2 separate regions of the Homo sapiens genome follow, and region 1 is linked to region 2. A link is a contact called in ENCODE Hi-C or POLR2A ChIA-PET data. All regions are on one chromosome and are shown on one strand. The core of a region is the stretch at or near the end of the contact, and the rest is flanking DNA. Distances in the headings are between cores, read along the strand shown. Region 1 overlaps CHURC1-FNTB (CHURC1-FNTB readthrough). Region 2 overlaps MTHFD1 (methylenetetrahydrofolate dehydrogenase, cyclohydrolase and formyltetrahydrofolate synthetase 1).

Evidence for each region. A loop is a pair of places that touch in the nucleus more often than their neighbours do. ChIA-PET counts read pairs that join two places held with the same protein, here RNA polymerase II (POLR2A). Pooled maps may share reads with other maps.
Region 1: a loop to region 2 is called in a pooled map, with 3 times the contacts of the local background. The contact joins two enhancer-like sites. A Hi-C loop is called at or near these places in 1 of 168 maps with a recorded cell type or tissue (PC-9) and 1 of 50 pooled maps. POLR2A ChIA-PET finds 5 or more read pairs at or near these places in 1 of 52 experiments (activated T-cell).

The regions. Positions count from the first base shown.
Region 1 is chr14:64,951,336-64,955,691 of GRCh38, forward strand. The region is part of intron 3 of CHURC1-FNTB (CHURC1-FNTB readthrough); the gene reads left to right. It overlaps RAB15 (RAB15, member RAS oncogene family), which reads right to left. Exons shown (of 7, transcript NM_001308154.2): 2 at 1,176-1,236; 3 at 268-328. Among named protein-coding and RNA genes, the nearest start is that of GPX2, 11 kb to the left of the region's middle. RefSeq lists an enhancer at 3,558-4,356. Within about 2 kb of position 2,061, at least 2 of the 41 ENCODE cell types and tissues checked have a DNase peak (open chromatin) inside an H3K27ac peak, as active enhancers do.
Region 2 is chr14:64,443,253-64,447,586 of GRCh38, forward strand. It overlaps MTHFD1 (methylenetetrahydrofolate dehydrogenase, cyclohydrolase and formyltetrahydrofolate synthetase 1), which reads left to right. Exons shown (of 28, transcript NM_005956.4): 22 at 1,441-1,482. Among named protein-coding and RNA genes, the nearest start is that of AKAP5, 20 kb to the right of the region's middle. RefSeq lists an enhancer at 2,336-2,385. Within about 2 kb of position 2,444, at least 14 of the 41 ENCODE cell types and tissues checked have a DNase peak (open chromatin) inside an H3K27ac peak, as active enhancers do.

The DNA of each region.
Region 1 (4,356 bases), core at 811-3,310, 510 kb after region 2:
CAGCAGGAAGACACCACATGCTTTGACCTGGATCTTTGACCCAGGATGGAGGGTGGAAGTCAGGGGTGAGGGCAGGGGCCTGCCTGCAGTGAGTGGGCCATGAACAATGGACGGACAAATGATCAGTGAACAGCTGAAAGACGCCCTGCGCTCCTCCAAGCAGGCGAACTGTATTTAGGGGATCCGTGGCACAGACATCTCAAATACCCAGAGCTGGGAGTGTGGGTGGCAGCTTCCCACTTTGAAACCCCCAATGTGGTGGCTTACCTGGGCCCGCCGATAGTACTGCTTTGTGATGGTCTGGTATCTCTCCTGCCCTGCAGTGTCCCTGCAGGAGAAAGCCAGTCCCTCAGAGGAGCAGGGACCATGGGAACAGACGGGGAGGGGAAGAGCAGAGCTGTCCCCTTGTAGGAAAAACTGGGGAGCTAAAGGGTGAAAAACCAGGGATGCTTGGATCCCCACAGGGATCTGCAGTCAGAGGCCTGGTCATCTGTGCTGGTGCTGACCAGGCCTGCAGGGCCTTGGCCCCTCCTGCCAACTGCCCTCCTGGCAGAAACCAGAAGCCACAGCCAGAACAGGCCTTGGACAGCTCTCTGGAATCTGGCCACTGTGGCCAGATTTGGTTGGATGGGAGTTGGCAGGGGATGCTGCTACACCCCTAGTCCCTATGGGACCTCTGAAGGCAGTGCCCATACTGCTGTGGAATTGAGAGGGAGCTCTAAACCCTGGCAAAGGCAGTGCTTCCAAGACCTCAGGCAGAGAGCCACAGCAGCACCCTCTGCTACTGTGGAAACTTCATCATGCTATCCTGAGGAACTCTCTCAGGGTCTCGCCCTAAATGATGGGGGGTGTAGCCTCCTTCCTTCCAATCTTAACATAGTGTGGCACAGCCCAAGGGCAAAGCCTAATCCTGAGATAAATTCACAATGGTTAGTGTGCCAGTTCCTTCTAATTCCTGCCCTTTGGTGCTTGTAGTCAATCCCCTAAAGTTTCTTAGAGGTTGGAGATTAAGGCTTATAGGAAGAGATGGGCTTCTGAGACTTCGCTTCCATCCATCAGAGAGGTGGCCAGTTATCCCAGGTGAAGCCTAGGAATTTTACACATGGCAGGGGCAGCTAAGGAGCAGCCAGAAGTCCTCTTCTCCTACATCTGCCTCCTCCTCCTCCCCAGCTCACCAGATCTGTATCCGCACTTTGATGCCGTCTACCTCTATGGTCTTCATCTTAAAGTCAACACCTGAAGAAAGGAAGAAAGAAAGAAAGTTAGAAAGCGTACCCACGAGAAATGAACAGGAAAGGGCCAGGCAATCACACTTGAAAGGTTTCCTTTCAGTTTAATTTGGCAAAGGGATGAAGTAATGTAAAGGCCTTCTTTAAGCAGAAACTGACCTTAAGGAAGTATCTGAAGCTTTGAAAGGGGCTTTCCTCCCTCCCTGAGCTGAAAGTTGCCACAAGTAAAGGCCCTGGGGGACCCAGAGGAGGGAGAGTGAATCTGGGGAAATCTACTTCATCACTGCCTTACTCGACAGACTTAAAACATGTCTCGTTCTAGTCATGTGTGAAGTCTTCCTATTTATACTTCTGGAGAGAACGCTGTGTTTATCCTTCCTGAAATTCTAATCTCTAGGAATAGCAACCCACATTATTTGCCTGCTTTCTTCCCTCTCTCTCTTTGCCTTGTTAATAACCAGAAGGGGTCATAGTGCCAGACTGTGGAGAGAGAGGAGGGCTCTTCCAACCCATGATTGTACCTGAAGCCTCAGCACCCAGCCAAGGCTCACCAAAAAGAAGGCCTCATGCGTCTTGGTTGCTGACTCACTCATTCACCATAGGAGGCACTGTGGTTGACTAGAAGGAGCATGGGCTTTGGTGTCAGGCCTGAGCTTATCTCCTCCCTCTGGCCACTCATAGCTCATTGCTATAACATCAGGCACCTTGCTTCACTGAGCGTCCATTTCTGCCTCAGTAAATATCTTCATCAGGGACATTACCAGTATCTCAGAGGGTTGCTGAGGAGGCCGGATGAGATACAGCACCTGGCCCAATTGACTGCAGCTGTCATGAGCTAGTGCAGGGCCGGGTACATGCGGGTGCTTATGAGTGACTGTCATAGGACCAGATGAAGAGGCAGTGGCATGGCATGGCATGTCACTGCGGGAGGGAAAGGAAGCAAAGAGTTCCCACGCTTCTTCATCCAAGGGCTGGAGGAGCTAAGCTGCCACGAGACACAAGAAACCGAAGGGATTTGGCAAATGCGTGCAGGGCAGAAACATATTGGAGAAATCTGCAGCAAGAGAAGTCAGCACCACCAGCAGCAGCCAGCTTGACTCTGAGTGACAACAGAGAGATGAGGGAGGTTGTTTTGCTGACCATGCCTCTCCCCAACTCTAACTATACCCAGGCACTATGCCCAGGGATTCAAGAGCTACGTCTGGTGGGTTAATTAAGCTTACGTCTTTGTGTACTCCCTGGAGCAAGGTCAGGAGTGGGCATGATCAGCCACAGTTTTCAGATGGGAACATGGTAGAGTTCCGAACCGTCTGCCACCAGCTGCACTGCCCGGCCCAGAAGGCCTGAAGGCACCAGCATCCCCATCACCACTGCCACTCCACCTCCGCATCAGTTATTTGCCAAATGGGAGACATCTTCCCTTATCTGTGCTGTCCCCAGCTTTCTACAAAGGCAAACAAATTAAATTCTGTCTCTTCCTTCCCACCATCAAGACCAATCATCATTTAATTACAAGGGAAAAAAGATGCAGAACGGGCAACCTGAACTAAATCGATTTGGTCAGACGTGAATCATTTCTCGCCTGCCCAAGCTGATTCATATCCATTGAGCTGTACTTTTCCAAATGGGCAATGCCTGGCAGCCATTCTTCCATGTGTGCAGAGAAAGAGTGAAGAGAAGGAGGGAGGAAGGGAGGAAGGAGAGAAGCATCAGGCCTTGGGAAGCAGGAGTATGCTTATTTCTGCCTGGATCAACGGTTATCAGGCACCTGTTTCTCCCCAGTACCTGGCATAGAAGGGAATCAAGACATTCTTGTTTCATGATACAGCACCTTCTTCCAAGAAGAACGAGAAATTTTCTCCAATTTGTAATATACCTGGTTTATCCTCACACTAGCCTAGCAAACCTGGCCAAGGACAGTGCCTTGTGCAAAGCCATCACAAGGGGGACAGGAAGAGAGAAGGTTTTATTTCCTTTATCCCACAAACATTTATGGGAACTTCCTATGTGCCCTGCACAGTGCTCAGTGCAGACAGAGCAGTGAAAAAGACATGGCCCCTGCCCTCAGAGAGCCTAGTGGAAAGGAAACAAGGGCTCAGAGAGGTCAATGGCTAGCCAGGGTCAGCACAGCACGTGCAGAGATTCCAACACAGGTCCATCTATGCTGGAACCCACGCTGCCCCTTGCGCTGGTTCTTAGGGAAGCAAGAGGAGAGTCGTGTAGTTGGCTAGGCCTGGAAGCCCTAACTCTGCTTAGTTTCCTTTTTGCCTGTGGGTGCCTGAGAAGGACTTTGCTAGGAGAGGAACTTCCAATATTAAGGTGAATTTTTCCCTGTGAGAGAAGAGGGGATGGAGGGAGAGGTGAAAGCAGGCAACTGTCCCCAGAGACAGAACTGACAAGGAGACAGGGTACTCCACCGGAAGTGAGGCTGGGCAGTGACTCCTTCTCACCTCCTCCCTCACTTCTTAGCTATGTGGCGGGGGACTAAGGCTGAGGAATTCCGGGGCTCGCAGCACTCCCCGGCCTCACACACACCCCACCATCTTGCAACCTAGGTCTCACTGGCCACCTGGGAACATGTGTTTTATTCACCTTTTGGCTATTCATATGCATTCACATATGATGGAAGAAACAGAGTAAGTCTATGTCTTCTGAAGGATTTTCCTTCCTCCCTCCCCGCCCACACAACCTCTCTTAAATTTAAAAAAGGTTAACAGCCCAAGGATCTTCAAGAGGAATCTATTGCTTCTGCGCTCTGTTCCCACACAACCTGGGCCTTCAGCTGTGTCCACCTACCAGTCAAGCCCTGGCCCCAGTAACCCGTGCCCATCGTGGCTCCTTCCCTCTCCCTGCGTGGCTGTTGGTTTTTTCCACTGCTGAGCACTGCAGGACAAAGTCAACACACTGGCCTTATTGAGGCCTCTGCAGACGGATGCTTTCTCACCTTGGCCAGCCCTCGCAGCTGCTTAGCAAACTGTTTATTCACATGTGTGTTCACCTATCACTGTCCCCCCACTGAAGACTTCAGCTCCAGGGCACCCCCTCCCCACCCCTGTGCTCTCAGCAGGATACCTTCTCCACTGTTTTATGGCCCAGATGAATGCCTTTCCTCTGAAGCCACCTCCTT
Region 2 (4,334 bases), core at 1,194-3,693:
ATATGGGTTATAGCTATTGATATTTACCATATTAGAAATTAAAACTGAGTTACATGTAAACATAAAGAACTTTGTAAACATGAAAATGCATTATCTTTTCCCAGCAAAATTTAGGCATTGTACATTTTTCAGATCTTCTCTGGGTCTGGCTTAATTGAAGACAGCACTTGATCTGTTGTGACATCACATGTCTCATAACCTTTGGAAAAGTCCATTATATGCTCAATGAGAGAATGATAATGAGAGTAAAAGGGCCATAAGATGTTACAGAATCTTATGGAAATAGTTTTGACTTCATGGACCCCTTCAAAGGATTGGGTCCCCGGAGCACACTGGGAATGCTGCCATAACAACCCCAGCACCCCTATCCAGTCTTAGTTATCCCTGAGTGCCAAAGGCACTCCCAACCCAGCACACTCCTTTCTGCTAGTAGCACAGGATAGACTCCCTTTTTTTTCCCAGTCACAACTAACATTCCTCTCTCTTACACCCCTCACTCACCCTCACACCATCACACCTCCTTTCCTTGCTTCCTCCTGACCTCACAGTCAGGATAATGTCCCATAATGCTGTGCATGGAGGGGAACATTTGCACATATGGCTCTGTCAAGAGAGTAGGCCTCCTGCTCTCATTAGCTTGCTGACGGGAAGCTACCTGTAAGGTCCTTGCTTCTTGCTCTGCCTCCACACAGCCCCTTCTGGAGTTGGAGCACATAGTCTCACTGCAATGGAAGAGGGCAGAGCTTCTTAATCACTATCCACTGCCCATGGTGGGGCCCATGAAATGGACACCTTCACCCATTTGCTCATTTCTGTGGATGCAGCAGGGCTGAGCCACGGCATAGATCAAGACTGGGGGCTGGGGGGCGGGGCGGGGAGGCACCAGACACCTCCATCCTTTAGATATACTCTACAAAAGAGAAAGAAAATCCTTCTGTATTGTTTTCCCTCTTGTTTGTATTGACCCTGCACCACGGTTCAGCTCCACCAATGCTAGGTTGGCACTGTGGACCAGTTCATGAAACCATGGCAGGGCTCATCACGGGCTCTATCGACAGACATCCCAGGGTGACTTCCGCAGGCCCGACCGCTTCCTCTTTCCCCACACTCCCCTTGACTTCCAACCCCACTGCTATGGCCTTCACTCGAGTCACTGCACCTGCTTGGTACACCCCTTTCCACCTCTCCTGCCATCGATCCGGTCCTTCTCACCTCCTTAATTCAGGTCATAGAGGTCTTCCACGCTGCCCAAAGCAGTCGATTTTGTTCTGTGCTGTGTGATTGGTCACATACCCTAAGTCCTTAGGGCAGGAAATAATCTTATACTACTGTACAGCCTGCAAGCATTGCAGCGTCTTGCCTTTAACACATGAAAAGCACCATTTTAAGCTAGGAGATTTAAATAGGAAATGCCTCTGACTCTGTTTCTTTTCCTTCCAGGTCACTGCTGGACTGCCTCTTCCCAAGGCTTACATACAGGAGGTAACCTGAGTTATTTCTCATCACGTGTCCTAGAAAGCACCACACCTTGAATCAGCATTTCTCCACCTGGCCCATGTGGAAATGAATGGGTTATTGCTGTGACCCAGGGTGCAGGGTGCCAAAAGGCCTGCAGTGTGCTGAGGAGTTATATTAAATGAGTAGATAGGGAAGATGTACCTCACAAAATAGAATTGTCCCACATAGGGTGTCAATAAGCCACTGCCCTAGACCAGTGGTTGATTCTCAACAGCTGATTTTGACCCCGGGGACATTTGGCAATGTCTAGAGACTTTTTTTATTATTACAACTGGAGGTGGGGAGTGCTACTGGAATCTAGTGGGTAGAAACTGGGGATGCTGGCTAAACATCCTTTAATGCACAGGACAGCCCCTACAACATTATCCAGCTCAAATGTCGGAGTGTGAGGCTGAGAAACCCTGTCCTAGACTAATAGCAGTTCCCTTCCATTGTCTTCCCTGCATTGGCTGGGTAAGTTCCAAATGCCATTCAGATCAGAAGCAAGTAGAGACCTTTTTTGAAATGGCTTCTCCTCTGCCGATTTAAATCCATATTAACGGGCCAAGATATATGGTCAGGATTCTGGTTGTTTTTCTAGACAAAGCTTCCTGGATATTTATAGCATCAAACAGGAGGCTAGAGAACAACTGTGAGCTCAAATCTTTTCATATTTATGTCATTTACCATCAAAGAAACATCTCTAAAGCCAGTTTGGGGTGGTTACAGGAAAGACAGGCCATCAGATAAGGTGGCAAGGTCACCTGCTGTCACTGCTAATTCAATTTTTCTGCCTTTTTGGAAGGCTTTTAAATTATCAAGCAATACAGGGTCACTGTTCAGGCCCCAAATGAAGTATTTCAAAACTGGCTAGAAAAAATTGCTGGTACCTTCAGTCTGCCTGTCTTCTGAGTTATGGTTTGCCTTTTATGGTCATTTGTCTGATTCACGCGTAGGAGGGGAATTCACAGTTCTGGCCCTCCTGCCACCCCACAGCCTTTCCTGTGTCTAATTACAGTGACTGCCCCTAGCTGGCCCAGCTGGTGTCTTCATTTAAGAAATTCTACTTATTTAAAACTGTTCTTGATCAGCGTTACATATTAATTGGTTTTCATGTGACTAGAGGTAAAGAATTAGCAGTGTTCTTTAGAAGCTCAAATAAATCATAATCTCAGTTTTCAATTATTAAAGGAAAAAAGCATAAATCACATTTATAATGAACCTAGTTGTTTTCCACCTTTTATCCTACCTATTTCTGCTTTTTTGGGATCAACAAACATTAGTGCTGGGTTTTGCTCGATGATTCAGTATATGTATTTTTATAGAAGACTCTTTTATTTTTAAAATATTTAATGTATTGTTAAGCCTACAATAGTAATATACCCTTTGTAAAAAATAATAATTAAACATTATAAGAATGTAATATATGTGAGTTGAGTCCCCTTAACAGTTCGGTGCATATTTCTCGACATTTAAAAATTTTTCATGAATTATATACATGTATTTTTGTGTTTGTCCTAAAATGGAATAATTAAGCTCTCCATGGTTTTGCACCTTTAGTACATCTTGGACAGGTTCCATGTTAACACAGATGGGTCTCACTTTCATAACATCTGCATGATAAATATTTATTGAGTGTATATGTCATAATTCATTGGCCCAGTCCCCCTTGGAGGAGGTTTATGTTTATAATTTTCCAATGCTACAAGCAGGGCTGCAGTAAACATACTTAAAGATACATTTCCTTAATTGCTTCCCTTTAGTTTGTAGTACTTGGTTTTTGGTGGGTTTTTTTGTTTTGTTTTGTTTTGAGATGGAGTCTGGCTCTATTACCCAGGCTGGAGTGCAGTGGTGTGATCTCGGCTCACTGCAAGCTCCGCCTCCTGGGTTCACACCATTCTCCTGCCTCAGCCTCCCAAGAAGCTGCGACTACAAGCACCCACCATCATGTCCGGCTAATTTTTTTGTATTTTTAGTTGAGACGGGGTTTCACCGTGTTAGCCAGGATGGTCTCGATCTCCTGACCTCGTGTTCCACCCGCCTCGGCCTCCCAAAGTGCTGGGATTACAGGCATGAGCCACCACGCCCAGCCGGTTTTTGGGGTTTTTTTTACAGACAGGGTCTCACTCTGTCACCTAGGCTGGACTGCAGAGGCGTGATCATAGCTGCAGCCTCTAACTCTTGGGCTTAAGCAGTCTCCCCGCTTCAACCTCCCAACTAGCTGGAAGAACAGGAACACGCCACCACACCAGGCTAATTTTTTAATTTTTTGTAGAGACGGGGTCTCCCTATGTTGCCCAGGCAGGCTGCTGTCGAACTCCTAGGTGCAAGTGATCCTCCGATCTCAGCCTCGCAAAGTACTGGGATTACAGGTGTGAGCTACCACATCCAGCTCAGTTCTTTTTTTTTTTTTTTTTTTTTTTTTGAGACAGAGTCTTGCTCTGTCACCAGGCTGGAGTGCAGTGGTGCAATTTCAACTCACTGCAACCTCCGCCTCTGGGGTTCAAGTGATTCTCCTCCCTCAGCCTCCCAAGCAGCTGGGACTACAGGTTCCTGCCACCACACCTAGTTAATTTTTATATTTTTAATAGATACGGGGTTTCACCATGTTGGCCAGTATAGTCTTAATCTCTTGACCTTGTGATCCACCTGCCTCGGCCCCCCAAAGTGCTGGGATGACAGGCATAAGCCACCAGGTCCGGCCCTTTTTTTTTTTTTTTTTTTAATTAACTTCTCAGTTGTAGAGATGGGGTCTTGTTATGTTTCCTAGGCTTGTCTCAAACTCCTGGGCTCAAGTGGATTCTCCTGCCTCAGCCTCCCAAAGTCCTGGGATTACA